Regions from separate parts of the Mus musculus genome. Here all the other regions are linked to region 2. A link is a loop called in an ENCODE intact Hi-C map of the cell type or tissue named here. Cell type or tissue: left cerebral cortex. All regions are shown on one strand. Each heading gives the region's core, and the rest is flanking DNA. Links, peaks and the distances in the headings are about the cores only.

What was found. Hi-C counts contacts between places; a loop is a spot of excess contacts. Peaks named below come from ENCODE experiments on the same cell type or tissue, not always from the same donor. Only the 100,000 strongest peaks of a DNase experiment are listed, where the experiment ranks them.
Region 1: it touches region 2 in a loop (5-fold over the local background); 3 of 42 quality-filtered maps call a loop at or near these places.
Region 3: it touches region 2 in a loop (2.1-fold over the local background); 6 of 42 quality-filtered maps call a loop at or near these places.

Annotation. Positions count from the first base shown.
Region 1 is chr17:27,644,593-27,654,672 of GRCm38, forward strand. No RefSeq gene overlaps it. Among named protein-coding and RNA genes, the nearest start is that of Pacsin1, 6.0 kb to the right of the region's middle. In left cerebral cortex, for the core only: CTCF peaks have their summits at 5,734 (motif pointing right) and 8,033 (motif pointing right); a DNase peak (open chromatin) is centred at 5,749.
Region 2 is chr17:27,697,233-27,707,312 of GRCm38, forward strand. It overlaps Pacsin1 (protein kinase C and casein kinase substrate in neurons 1), which reads left to right. Exons shown (of 10, transcript NM_011861.3): 2 at 4,535-4,709; 3 at 5,468-5,624; 4 at 7,613-7,848; 5 at 8,393-8,548; 6 at 8,685-8,860; 7 at 9,762-9,882; 8 at 9,987-10,080. The coding sequence starts at 4,656. Among named protein-coding and RNA genes, the nearest start is that of Spdef, 27 kb to the right of the region's middle. In left cerebral cortex, for the core only: a CTCF peak has its summit at 5,459 (motif pointing left); DNase peaks (open chromatin) are centred at 4,444, 4,781, 5,563 and 7,223; H3K4me3 peaks cover 216 bases; H3K27ac peaks cover 2,444 bases.
Region 3 is chr17:27,755,892-27,765,971 of GRCm38, forward strand. The region is part of intron 4 of Ilrun (inflammation and lipid regulator with UBA-like and NBR1-like domains); the gene reads right to left. Among named protein-coding and RNA genes, the nearest start is that of Spdef, 32 kb to the left of the region's middle. In left cerebral cortex, for the core only: a CTCF peak has its summit at 5,999 (motif pointing left); DNase peaks (open chromatin) are centred at 4,462, 5,962 and 7,208; H3K27ac peaks cover 3,097 bases.

The sequences.
Region 1 (10,080 bases), core at 3,388-8,387, 52 kb before region 2:
TGAGATCAGGTGTGTTCAGTGTGGTATGACCACAAACTCAAGAACTTGGTCTCAAAACTACAACAGAAAATTAGGGCTAGAGGGATTGCTCAACAGTTAAGATCATTGGCTGCTCTTCCAGAGAACCTGAAGTCAATAGCCAGGACACGCACAGGGTAGCTCACAGACACCTGTGATGATAGTTCCAGGCTATCTGACGCCCTCTTCTGGCCTATATGGGCACTGCATGCACATGGTGCTCATATGCACATGCAGAGAGAAAACCCATATACACAAACTAAAAATGGATACTTTTTATCTTATTTATTTATTTATTTTGGTTTTGTTTTTGAGACAGGGTTTCTCTGTATAGCCCTGGCTGTCCTGGAACTCACTTTGTAGACCAGGCTGGCCTTGAACTCAGAAATCCACCTGCCTCTGCCTCCCGAGTGCTGGGATTAAAGGCGTGTGCCACCACACCCGGCAAATGGATACTTTTTAAGAACAAGTTGTTTGCTTGTTAAGAGTGTGTTACATAGGCAGTGGGATTCCCATTTCCTTGCTGTGAGCCTTGGGGGTGGGGAGGAGCGTGGGGAAAGACTTAGGCTGGGAAACACGTGTCCCATCATGGAGGGATATAGAAGAAGCTGGGGAGGGCAGGGGCCTCCACTTCGGATGGAGGGTTGGGTCAAGATGGCTCTGCATTTAGCTGTAAATCTTCTGTTCTTGGCCTCTTGAGTCCAGATGGGGCTGGGGACTCAGCTTCAGAACATCTCTAGTTTGGCTGGGTTTGCATCAGCCAGCTCAGGGACAGACATCTTTGTGGGAAAGTACCTTGTGTTCTGAGACTCCAAACACTTGCTGTAGACCCGTCTTCCAGCACTTGGGAGATGATGGCAGGAGAATCAGGAGTTCAGAGTCATCCTTGACACTTAGACACATGAGCTGCCAAGCTCTTAGCTGGAACCAGGAGCCACAGCAATGTCTCGGGCCTGGCTTTAATGGACACTTCTTCAGGTAGCCTCACATGGTGATGCTCGCCGTTACTGCAGGTGGTTCTCATTAAGGGATACTGATTCAAGGTGTCAGGGACCAAGGTCATCTCAGGTGCTCACTTAATGTGGTTTCCTGATCTGCAGCAGTTTCTCCAAGGTCAGCGCCAACCATACCAGGCAGTAAGGCGGGGCTCAGGTGCTGGGATGTGTTACATTCTGACCAAGTCTCAGAGCTTTGGAGGGCTGTTGGGGACCCTGTTGTCCTTGAGTCTTTTGCCTTTGCCTCCGTGGCTTTTCTTCCTGGTTTGAGTTCAAGATCAGTGGGGGGCAGGGCAGGCTGTGCTCCAAAATGGGGCCCTGTTTCACTCTGTTCACTCTGCTGCAGGTAGAGTCCAATGGACAGGGCGGACTGAGGGACACAGGGCACGCTGCCACTTAGGAGCACCACAGGTATTTTGGTCAGAGACCAAGACAGATGCCAGAGATGGTGGAGGGAGTCACCCTTGGCAGAAAACACCAATCACTCCTTCCCAGCCACGCCCCCACTCCACCTCTACCAGAGAACGAGCCCCGCTCAGAGAAACCCACCCGCTCAAAGAAACCCACTGGGATCAAAGTCCTGTACCAGCATGAGTACCCTGTAGGGAGAGCTGAGCCGTCTCCACCTCTGTCTGTGAGCCGCTCTCCTGCCAGCCGTACCCACAATCCTCTGGTGACCTTCCAAGCTGCCTCTGGCTAGAACTTTTGATTGTTTACTGAGGTCATTTTTATATTGTATCGATGACATCCTGGGACATACAGTAACCTCCCTTATGAAGAACACAGTCCGTTATTCACCCTGTTTTGTCGTTGTTGGGTTTTGTTTTGTTTTGCTTCCGAGATGGAGTCTCACTACGTAGCCTTGTCTGGAACTAACTGGCTTTGTAGAATGGACTCAGAGAAACCCACCCGCTCTACCACTGGGATCAAAGTCCTGTACCAGCACAACACACCAGCTCTGCTGTGTTTTGAGATAAGCTCACATCCGAGGCACACATGGTACACAGACATACAAGCAGGCAAAGCCCCCACTCACTGGCAATAAAACACCATCCCCTCAAGACTGGAGCCTGGGGGAGGTGGTGGTGGCTCAGTCAGTAAGGCGCTTACTGTACGAGCATAAGGACCAAACCCGTGTGAAACTTCCAGGTGTGGTGGCAACATGTGTGTCATCCCTGTGCTGAGGGGACAGACAGAGTCACAAGCCAACCAACCTGGCCCAGGCAGTTAGCTCCGGAGTCAGTGAGACCCCATCACAAAGACTGAAGTGGAAAGTGACAGAGGAGGAAGTCATCCGTCATAAGTCTCTGCCCTTCACACACCGTCCACGAGTACATGGAGACTGTACTCATGTGTACACATACACACTCACCCACACTCACCCATACTCACTCACTCACCCACACTCACACATACTCACTCATATACATATATGCATACACACACATACATGAGTACATGGAGACTATATTCATATACATACACGCTCACATACACATACACACACTCTTGCACACACATACATGAATACATATAGACTGTACTCATATGCTCACACACAGACACATACCCATACATGAGTTCACAAAGACTGTACTCATGTGTATACACACACACACACACACACACACACACACACACACACACTCACACATAGACACATACACACTCTCAAACTCTCTCTCTCTCTCTCTCATGCACACTCACGCATACTTGAGAGCCAAAACAAAAGACCCAAAAGCAGTAAAAAGCAGAGAAGCAGAGAGCAACAGGCGCCGGGCGTGGTGGCGCACGCCTTTGATTCCAGCACTTGGGAAGCAGAGGCAGGCAGATTTCTGAGTTCGAGACCAGCCTGGTCTACATACAAAGTGAGTTCCAGGACAGCCAGGGCTATACAGAGAAACCCTGTCTCGGAAAAAAAAAAAAAAAAAAAAAAAAGGAGAGCAACAGACTAGAAGGTTCCATGCTGAGCCCTGAGGCAGTGTCTTCTGTGTAAACCCCATCTTTTCCCAATGGGATTTGATTCTGGAGGAAGAAGCTAGTGATAGCTGTGATTTAGAGAGAGAGAGAGAGAGCTCTACAATTAAACAGGAAAACTGGGCTTGAGACCCACTGATGTCCCCAGACATCTGGGCAAGTCACTTGTGGTGGTTTGAATATACTTGGCCCAGGGAGTGGCACTATTAGGAGGTGTGGCCTTATCAGGAGGTGTGGCCTTGTTGGAGTAGGTGTGTCTCTGTGGGCTTTGAGGTCCTCCTCCTAGTTTCCTGGAAGTCGGTCTCTCCTGGTTGCCTTCAAATCAAGATACAGAACTCTCAGCTTCTCCAGCACCATGCCTGCCTGGATGCTGCCATGTTTCTGCCTTGATGATAATGGACTGAACCTCTGAATCTGTAAGCCAGCCCCAATTAAATGTTTCCCTTTTATAAGAGTTGCCTTGGTCATGGTGTCTGTGCACAGCAGTAAAACCCTAACTAAGACATCACCCAAGCTTGTAGCCAAGAACAAGGGTGTTCGACCAAATGTGTCCTCTATGGCCATAAGATGCAGGTCTGGAGCAATGGGCTCAACATCAACCCAGACCATTTCCTTATCAAAATAAGGTGGGTTTCAAAGTAGCACTAGGTGTAATGGTTAATCTTTTTTCTGGGAGGCAGGAGATGGAGACAAGATTTCTCTGTGTAGCCCTGGTTGTCCTGGAACTTACTCTGTAGACCAGGTGGTCTTGAACTCGCAGAGATCCGCCTGCCTCTGCTTCCTGAGTGCTGAGATTACAGGCATGTGCCACCACACTTGGCAAGACCCCGTCTCAAGTATAATATTGAAAGAAAACAGCACCTGGGAGAGACTGGAGACACAGCTCTGTGGCTGGGGTAACACGGTGGGCAGGGCTCTGTGGCCAGGTTGGTAAGGCACATGCTAGCATGCAGGAGCCCTGGGCTTGATCCCAACTCAGTAGAGATGGGGCTGAGGTGTGCACAGGTGTAATCTGTGTGCTGCTGAGGAGAAGCAGGAGGGTCAGAGGGTCCTCAGCACCAGGGCATGTTCAAAGATCTCTTGTGCTACACAAAAGCCCGTGTTAAAGCAGCAAAGTTGGACGAGGAGTGAGTAGGGCAAAGCCCTGGTGGGTCTACTTCCAGGTCCCTTAACTAAAACCTGAGGACCCAGGCTGGACATGGGCGTGCCGCCCAAGAGGCATGACAACAGAATGAGGGACATTAGACAGAGACACCCGCATCAGGAATGGTGGTGCATGTCTTTGATCCCAGCACTAGGGAGGCTGAGGTAGGCAGAGCTCTGTGAGTTCAAGGCCAGCCTGGTCTATATAGTGAGTTCCAGAACAGCCAGGGCTACATAGAGAATCCCAGAAGAGGCCATCAGATCTTATTACGGATGGTTGTGAGCCACCAAATGGTTGCTGGGATTTGAACTCAGGACCTTTGGAAGAATAGTCAGTGCTCTTACCCACTGCGCCATCTCTCCAGCCCCCCCCCCCTGTTATTTTTGTTTTTAAAAGGCTCAACAGTACATAGATTTGTATCCACCCGGAGCTGGTACAACAAATGTGTTCTCACTGCCAATACACTTTGTGTGGCTTCAGGCCCAAGGCAATAGATCCAGCCGACCCTGGGTTGAAACCACGAGCCAAAAGAAACCCCTTCTCCTTTGAAATGGGTTCTCTCGGGTGTTTGTCACAGTGAGGAAAGGTTAACAAACTGTAGTAAGAGGTTAGCCGTGCACCAAAGCCTTGGAATGCGGCAGAAACAACATCCTTTCTGAACTACGACTATTTTGTTTTGTCTGATTCTTTGAGGCAAGGTGTTGCTCTATAGCCCAAACTTACTTGAAACCCTTGATCCTCCTGTCCCAGTGTCTTGAGCTCTAAGATTTCAGGTGTGCATCATCATGTCAACTCCAAGTGTTAAGGTTAAGAGCACATGAGATTGAGAGTGGAGCAGCTAAGCAGCTAAGGGTGCTTGCAGCCAAGCTTAACGACCTGAGTTTGATCCCCTGGACCCCTATGGTGGATGGTGAGACCCAATTCTCAAAAGTTGGCCTCTGAGCCCAGCAGTGGTGGCGCATGCCTTTAATCCCAGCACTTGGGAGGCAGAGGCAGGTGAATTTCTGAGTTCGAGGCCAGCCTGGTCTACAGAGTAAGTTCCAGGACAGCCAGGGCTACACAGAGAAACCCTGTCTTGAAAAACCAAAAAAAAAAAAAAGTTGGCCTCTGACCTCTATATACCCACTATCCCCTCCCTGACACAAATAAATAAATAACTTAAGGAAAGAATAAAATCAGAGGTACAAGCCTGAGGGACCTGAGTTTGAATCCAGGAGACCCCATAAAGTTAGATAGAGAACCAACTCTATGATATTGTCCTCTGACCCCGCCCCCAACACACACTGATAATAAAAAAAAAAATTAAAAAAAAACAATAGGGGCTGAAGAGCTGGTTAAGAGCACACACTGCTCTTGCAGAGGACCGGGACACAGTTCCCAGCACCAAGTGGTGGCTCACAACTGTAACAGCTCCAGTGGAGTAGAGCGCTGTCACTGGGGCAGTGGAGGCAGGAGGATGAGAGGTTTAACGCTATCCTCAGCTGCATAGTGCGTCCAGGCAGTCTAGGCTACTACCGAAGACCTTGACTAAAAAAAAAACGTAAATCTAAACCCAAACCAAACAGGAATTCCGCTTGTAGTTAAGGTACTGTACCACTAGGTGGCGAGGGCGTCCAGGCCATAGCCACAGGACCGCAGCGACGTCGAGCCCTCTGGCTTGAAGTAAGCACCTAGTCCAGTCTGCTTTTTCTTTCTGCCTCAGTCCTGCCTGGATTGGATTCACAGCTCCAAGGCTTTCCAGCTGTGTGACATCACACAGGCTACCTAACCTCTCTGGCCTCCATATCCCAGCCTGTACCATGATGGTCAGTAATTACAGCGTCCCCATGGTTCCTATGCCTCAAATTCAGAAAGAACCCGGTACAGGGACGGCTCTGTTTGTTTGTGTGTCCTGGGTAAGCTGTCTCCGGGGTCCTAAATCTGGGTACCCCTAAAGGTTAAGGGTTTCATGCAGGAGGTGTGGTTTCCAGCCATAAGTCAGTGGCAGAGAAACCATTGCAAGGCTCCTGACATCTGGTCTCAGGGTCCAAGGTGCGGCTGGCAATCGTCCCTGTCCACCAGGCAGGTGACTCACTGTCCGAGAGCTTGAAGCGAGCTGACGGCGCCATGAGGAGAGAGAGCCGGAAGGCCGTCCCTCAGCACTGCCCATTCCCACGTCAGGTTGCTGAAAGGGAGCGTAGAAAATAAAACCCTGTCCTAGGCAGCCTAGACCCAGCCAGACTCCCGGATCCATCTTGCCCAGCCTCCAAACAGGACTCAAGGTGGCAAGGACCAGATCAGAGCTCAGAGATCTGTTTATAGCCCCAGCTCTGTCACTGAAGTGCTGTGTGACTTGGAACGAGCCTCTTTCACTCTCTGGGCTTCAGAATCCCATCTACCCACAGTGGGATAGATCCCTGGCCTTCCTTTTCAAGCTGTGGAAAGAACAGGGGTGGTTGGCCTGGAGGTGTGGACAGTGCCTGTTGAGCATGCGCAGAAGGCTCGGCAAGTAAAGGTGCTTGCTGCAGATGCCTGGTGGCCTGAGTTCAATCCCGGCTCCTGGAGGAAGAACACTGGCTCCCAAAAGTTATCTTCTGACCTCCATCCACACACCGTGGCACTTGTGCTCAAACACACATATGGATGCAGGGCACACACACAATAATAATAATAATAGATAATTGTTAGCCAATATGGTGGCACATGACTTTAATGCCAGCACTTGGAAGGCAGAGGCAGGCGGATTTCTGAGTTCGAGGCCAGCCTGGTCTACAGAGTGAGTTCCAGGACAGCCAGGGCTACACAGAGAAACCCTGTCTGAAAAAATAAAAACAACAAACAAACAAACAACCCAAAAAACAAAAACCAACAACAACAAAACCGCAAACTGGGCATGGTGGTGCATGCTTGCAATCCCAGCACTGTGGAGCGAGGGTAAGGGTCAGAAGTTGGACCTCACCTGCAACGGCTCAAGACCACCATAGGAAGATACACATGACTGTCTGAGGGAGAGAAAGAGAACTCAAAACGGCTCTCCTTCCCCCCCCCCTTTTTTTTTCTATAGGAAGACAGGGCAACTGGAGTCTCCCTTCTGCCCGGCCCCCTCTTCCAGGCCTAACACGCAGTATCAATTACCAATCCATTATTCATTCATTGATTTATTTATTTCCGCGCCTTTCAGTGCTGGCCTGCCTTTCTGTCCCTACGTCTTTTGTGTTTCGCTGGCATCTGCAAACCCCTCAGGACCAGCGCTGTCTTCCTTCTGCGTGGCCCAGAGTCTGAGGGAGGATGGACCAAGGGAGGTTCAGGGCTCTGGGTGGGAAGGACAGCCCCATGGAAACATACAGGGGTCAGATCTCCACGGGGCTGAGAGAACGTGAGGCCAGGACACGAGAGACGTGGGAAATGCTCAGAAAAGGAAGAGTTGCTGTGCCGGAAACGGAGGGCATCTGTATTGAAGCAGAGGCGCAAAACGGGAGGGAGGGTGGGGGAGGTACGCGGAACAGGAAGGGGTCGGGGCGGGGCGCAAAGCAGGAAGGTGGGTTAGGTTCACCTTGGACAGGCAAGCAGAAGGTCTGCAATTAGAAAGTCTACAAGGAAGCTGGTCTAAATTGGGAAGTGTGGACATCCCGCGTCAGTTCCCGAAACATTTTATTTTAGGTTACACAGTGTGTGTGTGTGTGTGTGTGTGTGTGTGCGCATGTGTTCTGAATTCAACCCCAGCCACACCTCAGCTCTGCACAGAGAGCCCCTGGCTGCCTTCTGTCTTTACCCTCTCTCCTCTCTACTTTTGTTTGTTTGGTCTTTAAAAGAGACTGCTTTGTTTTTTAAGGCATGTGTGTCTGCTCAGGACTCTGCGCACACGCACACGGGTGCAGGTGTCTAATGAGTCCTGCAGAGGGCGTGAGGATGCTCTTGAGTTGAAGTTACAGACAGGTGTGAGCTGCCCCATGTGGGTGCTGGCAACCAAAATTAGGGCGTCTAGGAGAGCAGTAAGTTATCTTAACCACTAAGCCTCTCTTTGTTAGTTAGTTAGTTAGTTTGTTTGTTTTGTTTTGTTTTGTTTTCGAGACAGGGTTTCTCTGTGTATCCCTGGCTGTCCTGGAACTCACTCTGTAGACCAGGCTGGGCTCAAACTCAGAAATCTGCCTGCCTCTGCCTCCCGAGTGCTGGAATGAAAGCTATATACCACCCTACCGACCTCCTGTTGGATTTTTCAAGAGGCCCAAGATGACCACAGACTCCTTCTGGACCACTGGGGTTACTACAGGCCTGAACCACTGTCACCAGCTATGTCACCAGCTATGTGCTGGGGGCCTAGGGCTTTGGGTGTGCTCAGCAAGCACTCAGCTAACTGAGCCATGTTCTTATGCCCTCCCAGTCTCCTGACGGACCTACAGCTCTGTGAAGGTTGTGCTTTCTCCCAGCCTCCGGCTTCTCTTCCCCACTCTATCATAGCCTTCTATTCAACCCTCCAAATGTCTGACCGTCTAGGGATATATCCTGTCTGGGAAGTTTGGGGCTGTGGACTCCACTGGCTTTTTTCTTAAAAGTATCATCATCTTCACCATCATCACCACCACCATCATCATCGATGCCTCTCTGCCTTCTCAGCCCTCACACACACACACACACACACACACACACACACACACACACACACACCCAGCCCCCCAGGGCTCCAATTTGTCTCCATGAAAATACTTTACTGTCTAGCATGACAATGACAAGGGGAGGGGCAGGCTTTTCTAGCCTTTCCCTCTTCACACCTCTGTGAGAACCTCTGTGGGGAATCAGCCTCTTGATGTGAAAACACTTCTGCCATAAGGGGTGCATTTGCACAGCCCTGGGAGAGAGCACTGGCTACTCAGACCGTTGTGGTTATAAATTCCGAGCAGCAGGTGGATACTCCACCTCCCTTGTTTGGTTCCAGCCATCATTGAAACCATGAACAGAGCCCCGTGTGTGTCCGTGGCTCCCCTACACCCCAGCCACTCCACCAACAGCTTGTCACACGGTTATCAAGATAAGGCGACTGAGTCAGGGTGTTCCCCAGACAGCTGTCCCACCCTCGTGAGCCTCACAGCCTTGCCTGGGGCTGATGGTAAACTCCAGGTTGGGGTGCGGGGAAATAGGAATCAGGGTGCTCAGGCAGGCCTGGAGGGTGGGCCTCATCAGCCCCAGGCTACTGTATCAGCCACCTGTCTAACCTGGATTTCAGCTCTCCTTCAGCACCAGGAGAAAACCTTTCCGGACAGCTCTGCCCAGAGCTCTCAACCTTCCGTGGAACACCAGCCACTGTGGTGGTTAATCTGGACTTGATTGGATCCGGAAAGAAGTAAGAGACTCCGGGTAAGCGTGGAGGGAGTGGAGGGCGTTTCAGGGAGGAACTGACTGAGGGGAAAAGAGACTCTCCCGTGGTGAGACGTGCCTCCTTGGGGTGGCGTGACGTAAGAAGTTGGGGGGTGGGGCACCGTACCCTTGCCTTGCCCACCTTGGCTTCATGCTGGTGAATGCATCTGCTCTGCTGCTGCTGCGGCCGCTGCAACCAGAACCCCACGTTTCAACCTTCCAAAGTCCCCTGAAGGCCTCTGATGACTCCGGGGCCTCTTCAGGAATCCTCCATGCATTCAGTGCCACACTGGGACTCCTGAGGAACCCGGTGTCCTGGGACAGCTTCGGGATTCTCAGCCTGTCCTGCATGCAGACGCTTGTATTGTTTAAGCCGATCTGATAAGCCCCTTCGTAAAGTAAGAGTCATCCATTCTATCCCTCGGTTCCCTGACTAATAATACTTGACTGTCTGGTCCTACCCTAGATGAGATGCTGCCTGGTGATGTCTTAGTGATGTCTTCTTCTATGCTCTAATAATATAGCTTGAGGACTAGAAAGATGGCTCAGCGGTTAAGAGCACTGACTGCTCTTCCGAAGGTCCTGAGTTCAAATCCCAGCAACCACATGATGGCT
Region 2 (10,080 bases), core at 2,661-7,660:
CCATGGAGGGATGTTCTGTACTGGCTTTCCTCCCCTGGCTTGCTCAGCCTGCTTTCTTATAGAACCAAGACTACCAGCCCTGAGATGGTCCCACCCACAAGGGCCTTTCCCCCTTGATCACTAATTGAGAAAATGCCTTACAGTTGGATCTCATGGAGGCATTTCCTCAACTGAAGCTCCTTTCTCTGTGATAACTCCAGCTGTGTCAAGTTGACACAAAACTAGCCAGTACACATAGCTACCGCGGCTTGTTGACCCTCAGAGGTCAGGTCAAAGGGAGTGTAGTGTCTGTAAGCCTCAATTAACCTCTCTAGGAAAACAGACGAGGGCTCGGTTGCCCCCTGTATTACTTCTCTTACCTTTGCCAAATTGGTGGGGCGTCTTGCCACTCCCTTGAGACCTGCCACCAGAGCCTGGCAGTAAACTGTCAACCTCTCCCTTCCTTGAGCCGTGTTGTAGTCCCAGTCGGGTCTGTTGAGAGGGAACCCTGCGTTTATCTCATTGGGCAAATTGGTTGGGGCCCCATTAATCCCTGGGACGTTCTTCCGGACCTCTAAGAGAATTTTTTTCCTTCTCTTCCGTGGTGAAAAGAACCTGCAAAAGCTGTTGGCAATCATCTCAAGTGGGCTGATGAGAGAACATTAATGATTCTACCAGGCTGGTTAGTCCAGCCAGATTTTCTGGAAAAGTAGGATGGTTAGATTTCCAATTATAGAGATCAGCTAACGAGAATGGCCAGTACTGAAGAGTCTGGAGAGAGTGAGGGTCTGCAAGTGGCCCCACTGTGCGCAAAGGAAAGGCAGACATAGTGTCGGGAACCTCATCTGTGAAGGGATGCTGTGCGTGCCGCTTCGGGTCCCAGCTCTGCCAGTCCTCTGACTGCGCCGCCATCGGCCCCAGGGGCGGCCTCTAGAAGTCATGGAGGCGCAGGAACCAGAGGGGGCAAGGGATAGGGAGGAAGAGGAGGTTCTGGCCACTCAGGAGGCCCTTGATCTCAGGGTAGATCTTGGGGGGAGCTGAGGGCAGAGGCAAAGGCTCCCTTTCATTTCAGGAGGAACCTTTGGTTTCACTTTTGGTCTGTGGAGAGCCAGGGCTTGGGAGCCTGGCTTCCGCTGTGGGATCCACGGTTTGACCCATGGGGGTGGATTCTGGAAGAGGTCTTGCCACACAGTTATGTAGGGCTGCTGGTCCAGGTGGGACCCCGGTTTGTCCTGAAAGACAATGGCTTTAACTTCAAAGATTACAGTCAAGTCAAAAGTCCCCTCTGGTGGCCAGCCCACATCAAGTGTTGGCCACTCAGAAGCATAAAATGTATGCCAAGGTCCCTTTCTACTGAAAGGTTGTGGGCCCTCCACCTAACTTCAGTCCAGTGATCTAATGTCAAACTTAGAGGGGTTGTCACAGCCTGTCCCATCGTCCAAGTCACAAAAAACACAAAACAGACACAAGAGATACACACACAAAGACTGACAAATATACAAAACCAATCCAAGGATGCAGAAGGTCGGGCTGGTATGTAGTCCTTCCAATCCAGGGAGACTACTGAATCCTCACCCCTGTCCCAGTTGGACTCCTGGAGTCCTTCCCCTCACTCCGAGGCGTCCCCCAGAGCGGCCGATCACACTCTGGGTCTCGTCTTGTGAGACATCGCGACTGCAAACAGAAACTTCCAAACTTTGAGGGCACACAGAAACAGTTTTAGACAAGAAATCTCACCTCAAGTGGGTCTTCAGAGACGAGGGTGGTCGCCCTACCCAGGACAAGACACAGATAAACAAACCAACACAACAAGTGCACATTCGTTTAAAACAGACACTCAGAACAGAGACACCGACCAGCACGCACACATTCCAGAGGGGATCCCATACCTCCAAGTTGATTCTTGGATGTGAGGGGTGATCGCATTTCCTGGCCAATGCACCAAATGAAAGACCCACAGCATGAGGACTCCCCCACATTCTGACTCAGGATAGGTGACACCCCAAATCACTCACAAGAAATGGTCTTGATGCAAACTGCAGGAGGTTTATTCGGGAAAGACCAGTGCACTGGGTACAACTCTTATCCCATGCAGAGGTAGAGGAGTCAACAAGGAGCTCAAGGGGTCAGGGGTTTCTATAGACACACAAACCACAAACAGCTGGCATTGGGCTTATAGAAAGGCAAAAACCCCAAACACCTGGCAAAAACCGCAAACACCTGACATCCTGGAACAATGGAGCTATTTTGGACACAGGTCTAGGGGCTTAAATAATTTTTTACTCTCTGTCAGGATCTTTTAGTCCTATGTAAACTAAGCTGATCTCAGACTCAGAGATGTCTTCCTGCTTCCTGAGAGCTGGTACTGAAGGTCTGCATCATCAAAAGCAGCCTGGGAGGAAAGGTCACATGGCTCACAGTTCCTGTGGGAGGAAAGGTCACGTGGCTTACAGTTCCTGTGGGAGGAAAGGTCACGTGGCTCACAGTTCCCCTGGGAGGAGAGGTCAAGTGGCTTACAGTTCCCCTGGGAGGAAAGGTCACGTGGCTCACAGTTTCCCCCTGGGAGGAGAGGTCACGTGGCTCACAGTTCCCTTGGGAGGAGAGGTCACATGGCTTACAGTTTCCCGTGGTAGGGAAGGTCACATGGCTTACAGTTCCCGTGGGAGGAAAGGTCGTGGCTTACAGTTTCCCGTGGTAGGGAAGGTCACATGGCTTACAGTTCCCGTGGTAGGGAAGGTCACGTGGCTTACAGTTCCCATGGGAGGAAAGGTCACGTGGCTCACAGTTCCCCTGCGAGGAAAGGTCATATGGCTTACAGTTCCCCTTCGAGGAGAGGTCACGTGACTTACAGTCCCCGTGGGAGGAAAAGTCACATGGCTCACAGTTCTCGTGGCTTACAGTTTCAGTCACAGTTGATCTGAGAGGGAAGTCAGGCAGGAGCTTATGCGGGAGCAGGGCAGGGAACATGGAGCACCATTGCTTACAGGCTGGCTCAGCCTACTTTCTCACTGGGCCCAGGACTACCTGTCCAGAGGTGGCATTGCAAAAGCAGGGCTGGGCCCTCCCACGTCAACCATCAAGCAAGAAAATTGTCTGCATTTTCTTGGTGGGCCCAGGGTAATAACAGCCTTGCTCGTTCCTCCCAGTCACGTGCATCCTTGGAGCTGACTGCCATTCCGATTATGCTTCACGGTCTTCCCCAAATAGTTCCTTTTTGATATATACTTTCCCTGCCAGGCTGAGCTGCCCACATCACTTTGGTGGCCTGTGGCTTGGGATGGGGTGGGAGCTGTGGGTCTGCACTGTACTGTACTTAGCCCCGGGGACATGGATTCGGATCACTCCCAGCCTTTGGTGTTTGCCCGACACTGTTGCAGTGGGCCAACTTGTGCATGCTCGCCTGGCACCCAGAAGGTGAAAAGGCGTTGTTGTGGGGGGAGACCTCTGTCCAGTGAGGCCGAGTATCACGTGTCATCCAATTCCGCACCTCTTTGGCTGAAGAGGCTTGTGGCCATTCTGATCTTCAGTCCTGGGTGACACAGGAAAAGCCACACTGAGGAATAGGGTACCAGGCCAGACTAATGGAGAAGCTGAGGCTGGGGGGAGGGGCATCTCTGACTGAGGATCCTCAAAGGTTCCTACCACTTGTCTGAGGGACAGTGGTTGCTAAGAGATGGGTTTTACCAGCCCTCTCTAGGAGGCTCTGAAGCCAGGCCGCCCTAACCCAGATAACTCACTGCCCACAGTACAGCTGCCACGGTGGCACTGCACAGACAAGGGAGTGTCCCAGGAGCCATGGCTGCCTCTTTGAAGGCCCTTTAGCCCTCTGTAGCAGTTTCCTGATGACTGAGGCTCAGTAGGGGAGGGGTTTGCCCCCTGGCCCCTGGGGCAGAGCATGGCCTAGTTTGGACAACTGTGATGCCTGGTGACAGATCCAGGGCAGATGCAGCACCCCAGCATGTGTAGATCACAGTGTGACCCCAGGGCCAGAGAGCCACATGCCCAGACATGTGGGGGAGAGGGCTTGTGTGAGCAGCTTAATGGGGCTGCTGAGGCAGGGCCAGGACAGTTAAAAGAGGGTGGACAGGGCTCAACAAGAAGAATCAGGGGAGCCCTTAGGTCAGGGTGTATATGACAGAGAGGCCTCCTGCCAGTTCCCAGGGAACTGCACTGCAGAAGCTGGGGCACTCAGGGCTGAGACCAGGGGCTTTGTGTTGGGGTTAGGGGGAACCCAGGACCATCTTCTGCATCTAGTGTCAGGATTCAGCTGGGTCACGGTGGGTGGGTCATGCTGAGGAAAGGGGGGTGAAGCTCAGCGAGGAAGCCCACTGGTGCTTACCGGTGCAGAGAAGGCTCGGGGAGGCGCGAGAGAGGGCTTCTGTAGGAAGATGGCATCTGAGGAGAACCATTCAGCTGAATCCCGGGAGGCAGGAGGAGCAGGTGTGGAGAGAGATGTTGAGATGTGTACCAGGATCATCCTCACAATGGTAAGCCCTGACAGGAAGCTGCCCCCTTCTCAGTTTGAGGCTCATCCCAGGGAACCTGCCTTCTCCAGGGACACAGACCGGGAGCAGGACCACTTCTCTCACCTCCGGATCTCTCCTGCTTCCGCAGCCTGTGAGCAGCAGGCCTGCTAACTGCAGATCCACAACCGCACAGCTCGCTACAGGTGCACCATGTCTGGCTCCTACGATGAGGCCTCAGAGGAGATCACAGATAGCTTCTGGGAGGTGAGTGAGGGTCTAGGCTCCCGCCTGTCTCCCTATTCAACACAGGACCTCAACCTTGCATCCAGACTCCCTTGGGCCCCTTTAAAAAACCCACAGTGTCCACCAGGTGGTGAAGCCTTGAAAGCGGGCTAGGACTAATGCCTGCAGCTTTTCCCAAGCAGCTGCCTAGCGGGTCCCACTGTGGCCCTCTGCATGGTGGGCAGGGGAGGGCTTTTGAACCAGAAAGTGGGGTTAGCCTGGAGACTCCATAGCCAGTAGAGGTAGAGGTGAGACTATTAGCCAGCATTTCAGGGGCCTCTGAGAGTCTTCAGCTCAGGCGAGGAAAAAAAAAAAAATACTGCTTTTGGCTTTGGAAAGCAAAACGGAAACTGGCAAGCCTAGATTAATAAGTGCTCAAAGAGATGCCTCACAAAACATAATATTGTGTCAAGAAACAGCAGCTCAAGCTTATATGACTCGGATAAATATTATAGAATTAGCTCACAAGGGCAAAAATGAATAATTCATTATAGCCCAAGTCTAAATTATATAAAGCCCCGTCTGTTTTTTTTTTTTTTTTTTTTTTTTTTTTTTTTTTTTTTCCGGCAGCGAGGAGGTTTCAGAGAAGGAGAGGGGAAATAGAGACCGGTCCGAAGTGGAGTTCTGGGACCCCGCAAGGTGGAGGGCGGGACGAGGCGGGAGGTGGGAGGCGGGGCGCCCCCTGCAGGCCAGGGCCGGGATCACAGGGGCTGCGCGGTCACTCGCTGTTTGGACACCAGGTGGGGAACTACAAGCGGACGGTGAAGCGCATCGACGATGGGCACCGCCTGTGCAACGACCTCATGAGCTGCGTGCAGGAGCGCGCCAAGATCGAGAAGGCATACGCGCAGCAGCTCACCGACTGGGCCAAGCGCTGGCGCCAGCTCATCGAGAAAGGTGCCCCACCCCCGGGCTCTAGCGGGTCCCCCAGGGCGGGCCCCAGGGAAAACAAACAGACCAAACTTGTTCACGACAAAAAGACCAAAGGGACCAAAGCAGGTCCTTTTATTCTCCTGCTTTGTATGACTCTAGACAACACACACACACACATACACATACCACATTTTATTTTGGAAGAGGCTTAGTTTTTTTTTTTTTGTTTTGTTTTTGTTTCTTCGAGACAGGGTTTCTCTGTGTAAACCGGCCTGTCCTGCAACTCACTTTGTAGACCAGGCTGGCCTCGAACTCAGAAATTCACCTGCCTCTGCCTCCCAAGTGCTGGGATTAAAGGCATGCGCCACCACGCCCGGCGAGGCTTAGTTTTGATACAGAAATTTATGTAGCCCAGGCTGGCTTCCAGCTCTATATTCGACAGAGAATAAACCCTGCTGTCCTGATCCTTCTACCTCCCCTCCCCAAATCCGTGATTTCAGGTGTGGACAGCCAAGCCTAGCTTCTCTTTCTCCCTCTCCCCCTTCCACCGCTATTTTGTTTCTTAGAGACAGAATCTTACTATGTAGCACTGGCTGTCTAGAACTTGCTATGTAGACCAAGCTGGCACAGAGATCCACTTGCCTCGGCCTCCTGAATGTTAGGTTTAAATTGTGAACCACCATATCTGGCTGCCCTGCCGGGTCTAATTCTTCCTTTCCTCCTCCTCCCCCTCCTCCCCCTCCTCCCCCTCCTCCCCCTCCTCCTCCTCCTTCTCCTCCTTCTCCTTCTTCTCTTTAAGGCTTTGCTGTCCGGGCCCAAGCTGGCCATAATCTTGAGATGGTCAGACAGGCTTTTTCTTATTAATATGCATACTTTTTCTGAATGATTGGAAGGGAAATTAGAGCTATCAACCTCACCCCCATTGTCCAAATATCAAGAACAGTAGCAGTTCATGCCACCTTCAAGCCCTGTCATAATCAGAACATTTATAACAGCTCATTTGCCTGGCAGTGGTGGCGCACGCCTTTAATCCCAGCACTCGGGAGGCAGAGGCAGGCAGATTTCTGAGTTTGAGGCCAGCCTGGTCTACAGAGTGAGTTCCAGGACAGCCAGGGCTACACAGAGAAACCCTGTCTCGAAAAACAAAAAAGAAAAAAGAAAGAAAATCAAAATAGCTCATACACACCTGTTTTTGTTTGTTTGTTTGTTTGTTTGTTTTGTTTTGTTTTGTTTTGTTTGAGATTGATCTCAAATTCCCTAAACAACCCAGGGTGACCTTGAACTTCTGACCCTTTGCGTTGTCAGCAGTTCCAGTTTATGCAGTGCTGGAAAACCAACAAAGGGCTTCCTGTATGGCAGGCAAGCACTCTACCTACTGAGCCACACCCCTCCTCTCATGTACACAGGGGACTGCAGCAGTGGTCTGCTGGCCCAGGGCCCACACCAAACCACACTGTGCGTCCAGTTGCCAGAACCCTGGATTCCTATAAAAGAGAAGTTTCAAGTTCAGGTTTCCTTGAACTTACTCAGAGTCTCTTCCAGTCCTCATGGGGGCAGGGCCTGCACTGCCTGGCAACAAATGAATGTGAGGTCTGCTTCCCATTGGCTCAGATCCTTGTCACTCACCACTGGTTCCCACGTTTCAGTTGAGCATCTTGCCTAGAGCTTCTGTCCTGGGCCCAGCACTCTTCTGAGCCAGCAGAGACTCCTGCCATACAAGGTGGCCCACAGGGCGTACATTGGAAAGGGAGACACTGAGTGGGAAGCAAGACAGATGCTGGAGAAGAACCCATAGGGAGCTGCAGGCTAGTGTGAGAGTGAAACAATCAGGGAAGGCTTCCTGGCAGAAGCAGTCATCCTGGGCCTTAATAGGATGGATAGAAGTTTGGGGAGAGTGGAAGAAGCTGTTTCTGTTGCCATGGGAAGAGAGGGGGAAGTGTCAGAGAGGAGAGGACTATAGGCATTGTGTGTTGGGGGTCCCTGTAACCCCCTGCCCCTAACATTTCCCCCAGGTCCTCAGTATGGCAGCCTGGAGCGGGCGTGGGGCGCCATGATGACAGAAGCAGATAAGGTCAGCGAGCTGCACCAGGAGGTGAAGAACAGCCTGCTGAATGAGGACCTGGAGAAAGTCAAGAACTGGCAGAAGGATGCCTATCACAAGCAGATCATGGGTGGCTTCAAGGAGACGAAAGAGGCCGAGGATGGCTTCCGAAAGGCCCAGAAGCCCTGGGCTAAAAAGATGAAGGAGGTACCTCAGACAGGCAGGACAGCTGGCCTGCTCAAGGGTGGCGGGTCACAGGAGGGCATCTGTGGACAGGGAGGCTACCCACAAGGGAATGCCAGCATCTTGCAGAAAGAACTGTCCGCACACGGACTCTGGTACTGTGGTACCCGATGTGCTTTGTCCAGCACGGGGACAGCTGCCTCCACAGATCCCTGTGACTGGCATGTCTGCAGTACCATGAGGGGCAGCACCCCCCCCCCCCCAAATGAGCCCAGGGACTGGAACCTCGGAGCCCCTGCCTCTTTTTTTGTTTTTTTAAGATTTACTTATTTTTATACATAAGTACACTGTAGCTGTCTTCAGACCCACCAGAAGAGGGCATCAGATCTCATGGTTGTGAACCACCATGTGGTTGCTGGGATTTGAACTCAGGACCTTTGGAAGAGCAGTCAGTGCTCTTAACCACCGAGCCATCTTGGCAGCTCCACAGTGGAAGGATGTGGAGTGAACAGGCACGTGTTGCTGACGGGTGACCACCTGTATGCCCACCCTGGCCATCTCTCCACAGCTAGAGGCGGCCAAGAAGGCCTATCACTTGGCTTGTAAGGAGGAAAGGCTGGCCATGACCCGGGAGATGAACAGTAAGACAGAGCAGTCGGTCACCCCTGAACAGCAGAAGAAACTTGTGGACAAAGTGGACAAATGCAGACAGGATGTGCAAAAGGTACCTGTGGTGGTGCCTGTGGTGGTGGTGGCGGTGGGCGTGGTGGCGGGGCGGTCAGCGGGGCGGTCCTGAGGGTGGTGGCTAGAGCTGTAGGCCTGATAAGGCCCCGCCCCATCCTCCATCCTGGTACCTGCAGACTCAGGAGAAGTATGAGAAGGTGCTGGAAGATGTGGGCAAGACCACACCACAGTACATGGAGGGCATGGAGCAGGTGTTTGAGCAGTGCCAGCAGTTTGAGGAGAAGCGGCTGGTCTTCCTGAAGGAAGTCCTGCTGGATATCAAACGGCATCTCAACCTAGCGGAGAACAGCAGGTACCGGGCACGGCCCGCTGAGTAACCTGAAAACAGCACCTCAGGCCTGGTGACCGGGGGGGGGGGGGGGGGGGGCGCGGGGGGGACGACTCACGGGGAACACTGGTAAGAGCCTGCAAATGCAGCTTCTGCACGGGTGATGCCTAGCAGCTCCCTCGGAAACACAGGCTTATGTGCCCAGAGCTGCTCCCCGGAAAGCATTCTGTTCAGGCTGGAGGGAAGATCTGAGCTCCGCTCCCAGCACCCATATCAGGCAGCTCACAGCTGCCTGTGAGGGTCTGTCTTCCTCCTGTGGCCTCGCCTCTGAGGCACACACATATAAAATAAAACTAAAGAATACATAAATCTTGCGGTGGAGAGCGCTCGCTGCTTTTACAGAGGGCCAGAGTTAGATTCCCAGCACCCACATTAGATGGCTCACCTGTGACTTCCACGGCCACAAACACACATACAGAAGAATAAAAATAAGTCTTAAAAAAAAAAAAAAAAACAAATTCCTGCTGAATGCCTTTAACTCCAGCTCTTGTTCAAAGCCAGCCTCGGCTACATAGAGAGATTCCGTATCAAAAGAAAACAAAGGTTGCAGGGAAAAAAAAGTGAAAGATCTGGAGAGATCACTCAGGGGTTACACGCTGTGATTCCCAGCACCTGCAGGGCGGCTCAAGAACACTCACTCCTAGATCCAGTTCCCGGGGATCCAGTGCCCTCTCCTGGCCTCCAAGAATACCAAGGACACACGTGGTGCACATATATGCATGCAGACAAAACACCATACACATAAAATAAATACAATTTTAAAAATAAGGGGGCGGGGAGGAGCCTTCCTGGCTGGGGCTATGCTGAGCATCTTGGTCTCTGAGTGCGCTGAGGAGAAAGCCTACCCCATGCCCCCCCTACACAGCTACATGCATGTCTACCGAGAACTGGAGCAGGCCATCCGGGGGGCCGATGCCCAGGAGGACCTCAGGTGGTTCCGCAGCACCAGTGGCCCCGGGATGCCCATGAACTGGCCGCAGTTCGAGGTGAGGATGCACACAGGGCGGTAAAGTGGGATCCTGGGCAGGTTGGGAGGGGACTGTAAGTTCAGACCCCTCAGCCTGACTCCCCCCCCCCCACCCCGTTCCAGGAGTGGAACCCAGACCTCCCGCACACCACTGCCAAGAAGGAGAAACAGCCTAAGAAGGCAGAGGGGGCCACCCTGAGCAATGCCACTGGGGCTG
Region 3 (10,080 bases), core at 3,153-8,152, 59 kb after region 2:
TCAGAATGACGCCTGATGTTGGACCCTCAGACCTACCAGTGTGTCTTACTGGCTTAGCTTGTGGTTATCTTTGATTCTCTTATAACTGAGGTTCTAGGTCTTCTGGAAAGACAAAGCCTATGTAATTCTCTTTCAAATCAAGAGCAGCATAGCTAAAGAGCTGATGTCTAACTGTGCAAAGGTGATCCAGGGACAATATAACTGCTGTCACTTCAAGAAAAGGAGGGAGGAGCGAGCCATCTGTTTGGAAACCACCTCGTGACCTAGAGGTCCTACATGCAGAATCTTGTGTGTCATAAGGAGACCATAGGACACAGGCAACATGGTGCCTGCTGTAGAAGAGAGACTGCTGAAGGTTCCAAAATCAGCATGTTGGGCGTCCTGTGTGGCACAACTGAGGCATGGGAAAGTCAGCAGGCAGGACACACACACGGCCCATCCACATTTCAGACTCTGCCACAGTCCTACAAACCAGTGGACAGTCGAGTGACGGCTTTGAGTGACGGCTTTGCATGCACCTGCCATGGATGTGGAGATGGTCGCTCTGAACCTCAATCTAGCCAGACTGACCAGGGAGCCCTAAGGTCCAGGTGTCTCCACCTCCCCTGCACTGGACTCGGGGACAGAGCACTGCACCCTGCTCAGCTCCTCGAGCTCCTGCGGCACCCACTTTACCCACTGAACTGCCTCCCTAGCACTGACTCTCACTCCCTATCTTCTGTAGCAGTGTGCTGTGGTAAGGGAAGCAGATGGAGGGATGTAGCCCCAGACGGTACCAGAGAGCTCCGAATTCAATTCTGACCCACACAGAAGTCAACTCATCAGCATGGTAGAGAGCCACCCTCCTTTATCAGTCCCATTAGCCATGCCAACCATGATGTGAGGACACCAATCCAGTAAAGAACTGTCCTAGCACCTCTGCCAGAGGAGGAGGAGCACCTCAGGCCTGCAGAGGCTGTCAAGCTTACAGTCAGTCCAGCAGCCAGTGTGCAGGCAGTGAGGCCCTCCAGCAGGGCCTACATGAACACAAGCTCCACATGCAGTCAACAGATGTCTGCTGTTTGCCCCTGAGAGATCACGCTGCTTTGAGCCAGGCGAACAGTCAGGGCAGCTGGGTCAGGTCCTGAATGGTCTGAAGTGCAATATTAACTACAGCAAGCCACAAGCGGACTGCCTTTCTAAAATATTTTGTTATGTATGAATGGAAGTTCACATAAACCCATCCTTATTTTCCTCAAGAACAATTTAAGATCTAGCCCTTGTATGCTGAAGATGTGGGCGGGGCTCGGTGGTAACATGCCCAGCAGGTGCTGCCCAGGGTCAAGCCTTATTACTTGTGGAGAAAAGACCTGGACTTCTTATACAGTCTGCAAAGCAAACCCAACACCAACAACTGCCTGAACCGGTCCTCACGATGCTAACCCTGTGCAGCAGCGAGAGGCATGGCTAGTCTATGAGCTTCTGCGAGGGGGGGCCTGTTAATACACGAGTCCTAAACTGCGGTGCCAGCATAAGCCTCCCCAAAGAGGGGTGCACACTGACTGTCTGAATATGAAACACTTCTGTTGGAGGTGTTTGGGATTGTTCCCCCAGCTTTTGGAATATCTGCACATAATAAGCTGACTGAGGGATGGGACCCAAGACTAAACAGTTTATTAGTATCTCGTATATAGCGTACCATTTTTATATGAAACAGAGGTTCTTAGTATAGTTTTCCACTTGACGAATCCTATTGGTATTTAAAATTTTCATATTTTGTATTTCTAGATGTAAAATGTTTGAACTTAAACTAACAGTCATCAAAGAAGCAAACACCCACATTAACTTCATTGCAACATAGTCAAACGAGCAAGCAAATCACTGAGAACTAGCTTTGCCTCAGTCACATCTCCTTTCTCTCCTAAGTCCCCGTTTGACAGCCAGCTGCTTCTGCGCACGGACCATTCCACCAATCCTTCCATACTGTGCTAAAAATGAAGGAAGGGACTTGCTCTGCTGGGGACTGAGTTCTTATCTATTATCTTGGGGGAAGGTGCCAAAAAGAAGCTGAAATTTCTTCAAAAAGGACATTTCCCAGAGACCATTTGGGTTAATCTTTTCCCCTCTATTTGAAAACTTGCTTAGACAAACCACAACATGGAAACTTTCGTATACCTGTCTTTATTTCACTTTTGTGACTTGGTTTAAATAAATAAAAAGGTTCACACAGGCTAATAAAGAGGACGGTTTGCTACATGCAGGGAACCGCTCCCCCCCCCCCCCCAGGCCTGCTCATCCTCTTCCTAGCTTTGCTTGCCCAATGCAAACATAGATAAGTACAAGGTTTTGCAGGAAGTGCTGTCTTGACACTGGACTGCACGTATCAAGTGCTGCAGCCCTGCTGGAGGGACTGGCCATCTAGGGCTGGAGACCGACCAACGTGATGGGATCCAAGGCTCTCACTAACAGGAAATGGACAAATCAGCAAAATCAAACTAGTCAAACTCATCCCCCACCTGCTGGGTGACGGTGTGCCAGGCGTTGCCACTTTCCTGGGAAAATACTCTAAAGTTCAAAGACATATTTATTTCTGTGCTGCCAGAGGTGAGTGTGGGCACCTATTTCAGGCCTGAGGACCTATCAGGGTAGACGGGAGTCATAGCCTTCCGATTCTGTCAAACTACTTAAAGGTTCTGAGTGCCTTGTAAACCATTCTATTCCAATCTCTGTGGCAGTTCCCCAGATGGTCTAAACTACTCCTGTCTGTGCACTGTCCCAGCCTATCCATCCTGTCAGCCACTCGCTTCTGTCCACCCTCCTCAGCATCCACACACCTAACTTCTCTCCCCTCCCCATCCCAGGTACCCATACGCAGCAAGCGTTGCCAGCCTTCAACCTTTCCCTGACCCAACTAAGAAACCTGCCTCGAGGAGCCAATCCAACCGAAGCTTCGAAAGTATCTGAGGGCCAGAGAGTAGGTTCAGTTGCTAGAGGGCTTATGTAGCCTATACAAAGCAGTCTTCCGCTAGAACAGTATGCTAGAACCTAGATGAGATGCTGTGGACAGGGTTCTCTCTGGCCTCTCCTAGGGCAAGGAGATCTCTAAAAAAGAAGGAAATCAGCCAGGCATGGTGGCATATGCCTTCAATCCCAGCACTCGGGAGGCAGAGGCGTAAGCAGGAAGGCTTCTGCTTGTGCCAGGCCAACCACAGCTATGCAGTTAAGACCCTGTCTCAAACCCCTCCCATCATCCATCCAAAGAAGCTGACGGAAGCACAAACAGCTTCTACCCCAGTGTTCAGGAGGCGGAAATACAAGAATTGGGCTAATGTGGGCTCCCTGCAACAACAGAGACTGAAAACTGTTCAATGGGCCCCGCACTGTAGACAAGTCACCCCAACTTTCACATGAGCTGTGGCATGCACAACCACATTCACACCCACAAAAGCAATGTTAAAATTTAAAAATTTTTAAAAAATCTCAAAAGGAAGAGGGACTGGAGAGGTGGCTCAGCAGTTTGGATGCCGGATGCTTTCCCAGGGCCAGAACTCAGCTCCCGGCTGCCTCTGACTAACACTTACACTCCAGAGGCCCTGAGGCCCTGTGAGGGCACTGATGGGCACTCCCCACACACACACATACACACAGAGTTAAAAATTATATTAACATTTTAAAAATTGATTGTAGCACAATACATTTTTTTTTTGAAAGCAAAGAGAAAAGCTGGAAAAATCCAATTTTTCCACATTCTATTTCTCTTGTCTGGCTTATGTCCCTGTCATGGTGAGGCACACTGGTGACACTTTAAAGACAGGGATCAGCAGAGGCTGTGCAGAGGAGACGCATGACTGACCACACACCATGAAGCTGCCTCTGTACAGAGCAGACAGTTGTGACTGGTCCTTAGGAACCCACTACCAGCAAAAATCCCCAGTCCCTCAGGGCTCTGCAGGGAGGGAAGCTATTCTTTCACTCTGGGATAAGCATGGGTTCTCACACGCTGAACATCTCTGTTGGAGTCGCCAGAGAAGCCTGGGTACTACTGAGTGGTGAAATGCTGTCCACAGACCCTACCTTAGAACCCCAGCAGAAATCAATGCAGAGGGGAGAGGAAAAGGGAGAGATAGTTGTGACATGACCAGTGTGACAAGCTGGCAATCCTGAGAACACAGCTGTCTTGTGCTACAAGCCTGACCAGTGTCAGCAATCTGAAACAATGCCCAGAGCCCCAAAACAAACACAGAGGAGCTTGATGGCTTTGAAACTGCTGAGGTACAAAGGAGAGTTCCTGGACATACTTCTCAGCTTCAGTCAATCAGCAATGCTACCTAACAAAAGACATTTTCTAGGTCCACACTGTTTGCTTAAATTATTTTGAAGTGCACATACAGTCCATGCCAATGCAAACACCTAGTTCTTCTGGGCCTTCAGGAGATGCAGTCATCGCACTGCATCAAACCCAGAGTCCCCTGCCTGACAAACGTTTTCTGTACAGAATGTGCCAGGCTGCCGGGTGGGCGGGGCTCATGCTCCTCCCTCTTGCTTCTTCCTCCTTGGTCATGGGTTCTCAACTGCTACAGGTGAGTGAGGAGTCTCCCTCCACACCTGACACAAATGTACATACAGACCGTGTGCACAGGACAACCAATACCATTCATCAAAATGTGCTAGAAACACCCGACTCTAACTGGGTTCTGGCCACGGCCTACTATTAAGTGCCGTGGAAAGGTGGCAGGCACTGGTGACTACTGTATTATTCTCTGCAACTATGGAAGTCCTAGAGCAGGGATGGGATGGGGGGTGCTGAGAAGGACTGAAGTTTGATTCCAAGCCCGCCCATGGTGGCTCACAGACATCTCTAACCCAGGGCCTTGGCTGTCTCCCTTGGATTTTGGGTTGCTAGTGGTTGTCACCCAAACTCTTGTCCTGCCTCAGCTTCTAGGCCTGTGTGGCTTTAGATGGGTTTCTCTTGTAGGTGACAGGGTCTGTCTGCGTGGCCTCCCTGGCCTGGAACGTGCTGCATATCTCAGGCTGTCTGCCTGCTTCTGCCTCCTCAGAATTGGAGGTGTGAGCTACATAACAAGCCTTTGTCTTTCTTCTTAAAGGTTTTTCTTTGTGGGTGGGGGTGGGAAAAGGGTTAACTCTGCAGAGTTGGCTAGACGAGGCTGGCCTCCAGTTCAGAGATCCATCTACCTCTGCTGAGACTAAAGATCTGCAACCACGATGCCTGGCCGCCGCACATCCTTTTTTCTTTCCGTCCTTCCTTTTGGTTTGCTTGCTTGCTTGGCTGACTGGTTTGTAATTTCTATGTATGAGTTTTTGCCTGAGTTGGAGTCTATGCAAACTGCAGCAATGATGCTCTAGGTGTGTTTGAGAGCACAGCTTAGGCTCTGGACTTTCTTACACACACCAACAGCTTCGAGTCAGCCATCATCTAGAGAATGACAACCGCGATACAAGGTTAGACGCCATTCGTGTGACGCAACACTCAGACGTACAACTCTGATCCTATCCTATCCTTCTCTCTTAACCTTCCTATCTAGTGTGAGGCTGCTCTTCCCTCTATGGAACGCACGGCTCCTGACCCCACCCTTCTAACCTCTCTGTCTTTTCTCCTCACACCCCACATCCGTTGTGCGCTCTTGCTGAGGAGGCCTCTCTGCTTCCACTGCTCTCTGTTCTATGCAGGGCAGAGTGACCATGGCGTCCTTCACGACATCCCTAAAGCTTTGCCACCTGATTTCTGCCCTGACTTCACACTGTACTCAGCCTCGCCTCCCCTGCAGCACCCCCACCTTGTTCTCACTCCTTGAACCCACCAGGCACATCTCTACCTCGGGGCTTGAACTGGCTGTCTCTGAGCCTAGCATCCTACACAGCCTCTGTAGAACAGAGCCTGCCAAAATTAGCAGGCCGGCCGCTGAGACTGTCCCCACTCTATAGAGCATGCTCAGGAAAAAGTAGAGCCAGAGACTGCACCCTCTGCAGGACAATCAGGGAATGGAGGACAGCTGCTTCAGTGACTACAGAGACTGCACCCTCTGCAGGACAATTGGGGGACGGAAGACAGCTGCTTCTGTGACTTCAGGGACTATACAAGCTTTTGTCACAGTAGCAATTTCAATGCCAACAAAATCTGAACCCAGGAGATCAGAGACGTTCTTCAGGAATCTCCTCCCTCCCTGACGACGGAGAGAAAGCTTACCAGGCCAAGGTGTTTACTGGGGCAGGAGTAGCACCTGCCTGGCTCCTCCTCTAAAATGCTGAGGAGCCTGAACAGGGCAGTCATAAATCCCTAGAACTACTTGGTTACTAAGACTACCCAGGAGAGCTGCAGAGGGGCCCTTTCATGAAATCATTAGCCAGCTAGTGACACTAACTGTCTCTGGTAAACTGTCACACGCTGGGCCTACTTCAACTGGCCCTCCCCTGACTGCTCCTTATTACTATGCTAACCTTCCTTTTTGATATAGGGTCTCTCTCCCTATCTCTGGCTGTCCTTGAACCTTTACTCACACTCACACACACTCACACTCTCTCTATATATGTGTGTGTGTGTGTGTGTGTGTGTGTGTGTATAAAATCAGGTTGGTCTCGAACTCACAGAGATCTTCTTGCTTCTGCCTCCAGAGAGCTGGGATTAAAAGTGTACATCGCTATTCCAGGCTAGTACGTTAAATCTGTGGCTGCTTCAAAGCAGATAAGAAGATTTGAGTCGTGGCCGCTGTACCCACAGAGTAAAAGACCGGCTCAGCCCCAACAGTGCAGACAGCATGAGCACATTGTGGGTCACACCGACCCTTCCAGTGCTTCGTCCGAGATTAATGCTTGTATGCTTTAGCTAGCCCCAGGGTACACCAAAAGGCTCATCAGGTAAGACTGCTTACTGCCAACTGCAGGTTCATTTATGGGGCCCAAATGATTAAGATAGAACCAACTTTGCAGGGCTGACCTCTGACCTTCAGACAAGCACTATGGTGCATAAGTGCACATATACACATGTGCATGTTTGTATTTTCAAAAATGCTGGGCAGAGGCGCATGAGCGTGCGCGCACGTGGATGCACACACACGCACACACTCCCTCTCTCTGGTACACACACATTTGTATTCCTAAAAATACAGGGTAGAGGTGGGATTGTGGGCACGAAAGGCAGACGGCACTTGGCTGTGGCTATGGCAAAGTGGAAGGAGGAACGAGCAGAAGGCTGCAGAGACAATCACATGTTCTCCTTCTGAACCAGGGCTTGGCAGAAATACTAAGAGGCTCCGGCTGTGATCCAGTTTAAGGTGGAAGCACACAACAAACAGCAGCCTGCTTCTTCCCAGAGCTGAGACAAAATGGCCGTACTTGCCCTGGGGTTTAGCTTGCCTGGTGTATGTAAAAGGCTCTTTGCTGCAGACAGGAAGGACAGACAGCACCTGCTGCCCCACAGCCTCACACTTATTCCCACCTGTCCTGAATCACTTGGTCTTACTGTTCTGGAAGGTCTCAGAAAGCACACAGAGATGCGGGTCACGAGACCACCTTTTTGACTTCAGTAGGTCTACTCTTTCCACACACCTGTCTGTACAGCTCCCATTAGCCAGACTCCATCTCCAGAGACCTCGCATGGAGATGGGCTTCCAAGAGCATCTTGTTCTTCTCTGGCCTACCAGCCTAGGTGATTCCAATCTCTTGCCAACTGCTGATGCCCACAGCTGCCCATCCGACACAGCCCCCCTCAGGCCCCCCACCACTGAGGACAGCAGCAGGTGAAGCACATGCCCTCCGCACTCTGCAGTCCCTTCTATCATAAACGGCACTTGGCTTGTTTGCCCTCAGAGTTCAAATGTGAAGAGGACACTCTCAACCCTCAGCAAGTGGAATGCTGTCTAAGGAGACACCACAGGCAGCTCCATACCACAGCGTCTCAGCACACCTCAATGCTGCCTCCCTCCGGCCCTGATGGCACCCAGTCACCTCAGTCCTTGCTGGTCCACAACACAGTTCATTCAGCCAATGAGAGGGCCTAGGGAAGCAAGCACAGCAACCCAGAGGGGGCAGAGACCTCTCAGCCATAGGGCACCCACACCTGCAGTGTGCTACCTGTTTCCTGCTGTGACACTCAGCAAGGCACGCAGCCCCTCAGAACGTTTGTTTCCTCATCTACAGGCAAAGTATGCCTGAGCATTTAGGAACAATTCAAAAGTAGCTCTCCTCACTGGGCCAAGGACACTATTCACAACTTTAAGCATGTCTACTTCAAGAACCAACTACCCCTGTGTTCTCAAGCTAAATACAGCTGTTTAGGATCACCTATGCTTTCCTGATTGACTGACTGTACGTGTGCCTGAGTATAATGTACATGTGTGCAGGTGTCCTAGGAGGCAGAGTAGGATGCTGGATCCCTTGGAATTACAGGTGGCTGTGAGCTGCCTGATGTGGGTCCTCTGTTAAGAACAGCAAATGGTTTTTAACCACTGAACTATCTGTCATCCTCCTTACCTATACCTTTAATGTCTCTTTAAAAAATAACATAGTGCATACATGGAGGTCAGAGAACAACGTGACAGTTGGTTCTATTGTTTCACCACGTGGGTCAGGCTCAGCAACAAGTACCTTAACCACTGAGCCACCCACACACATGCCTTTCAGGCTCACTATTAGACAAATCTCTACTTGTAGCCATTGCAGTTTCATATACACATATGCATATATCTATACATATTCAATTTATTTGTTTTTGCATGTATGGGTATTTTGCATGTGCATGCAGTGCTGGTAGAGGCCACAAGGTGGAGTCAGATCTTCTGGAACTGAAGTAAGGATGGTTGTGAGCTGCCATATAGGTGCTGAGAACTGAACCTGGTTCTCTGGAAGAACAGCCAGTGCTCTGGACGCTGAGCCCTTCTTTAATCCCTCTATACCAATATTTGTCTTTTTGCTTGTTTGTTTTTTCGAGACAGAATGGTCTCTCTGTGGAGCCCTGACTGTCCTGCCTCAGCCTCCTGAGTGCTGGGGTTAAAGGCATGTGGCAGTACTCGGAGGTAGTTCCAGTACCGCCAAAGCCATCTGTGACTGTGTCGTCCACTCCTCTTCAGAGAAGCACACGGGAAGCGGCCGACACGACCCATCACTCACAGCTCCCTGCATCACTGTCACTCTCCCCATATGGCTGTCTCAGCCACTTCTAAGCTCAGGTGACCTCTGCGAACCCCTTTCCTTACCCCTGTTCTGTTCCACTCCTCCTGCCAACACTTGCTTTCCTGCTGTAAATGACACAACTGAAGTTCTGACTCAAACTTGACTCTGAACTGCTCTGCGAGCAGCTAATCTTCCTGCTGCATGGTCAGTGTGGGCAGGGATCGGCACTCTAATCCTCGGGCTGATTGGACAGTGAACTGCTCTACTTACAGCAATGTGGTCATTACTCACTGACCACTGCCTGTGCCATTCCAAAGGAGGAAGTCAACACATCTCGATGGACACAGAAAACATAGCCAGATGTTTCATACTTTTTTCTGAGTAAGATTTTGCTTGGTTTAAAAACAACAACAACGCTTGTCCCAATGTCTCTTTAAGATAAAGTTTCACGGGTTTGGTGAGATGGCTTGGCGGGTAAGAGCACTGACTGCTCTTCCAAAAGGTCCTGAGTTCAAATCCCAGCAACCACATGGTGGCTCACACCCATCCGTAATGAGATCTGACGCCCTCTTCTGGTGCATCTGAAGACAGCTACAGTGTACTTATGTATAATAATAAATAAAAATCTTAAAAAAAAAAGATGAAGTTTCACATTATTAATCCAGTCTGCCCAAGCCTTCCTGGATATCATCTGGAATGTGTATAGTGCGGGGACGGCACAGCACATACGCGCAAGTGAGGACAACCTGCACTTTCCTGGTGTTTGAGTCTTGGCTTTCTCAGCACCTCCACTCTCTGATCGCCTCACTGGCTCAGAAGCTGATTTTATTTGCATTTAAGATGAGTTAAAAGTGTATGTGTGGAGCAGGTGTGGTGGCGCTCCCAGCACTGGAGTGAGAGGCAGAGTCAGTTCTTCAGGACAGCCACCGCTATACAGAAAAGCCCTGCTTCGAAAAAACAACGAATGAATGAATG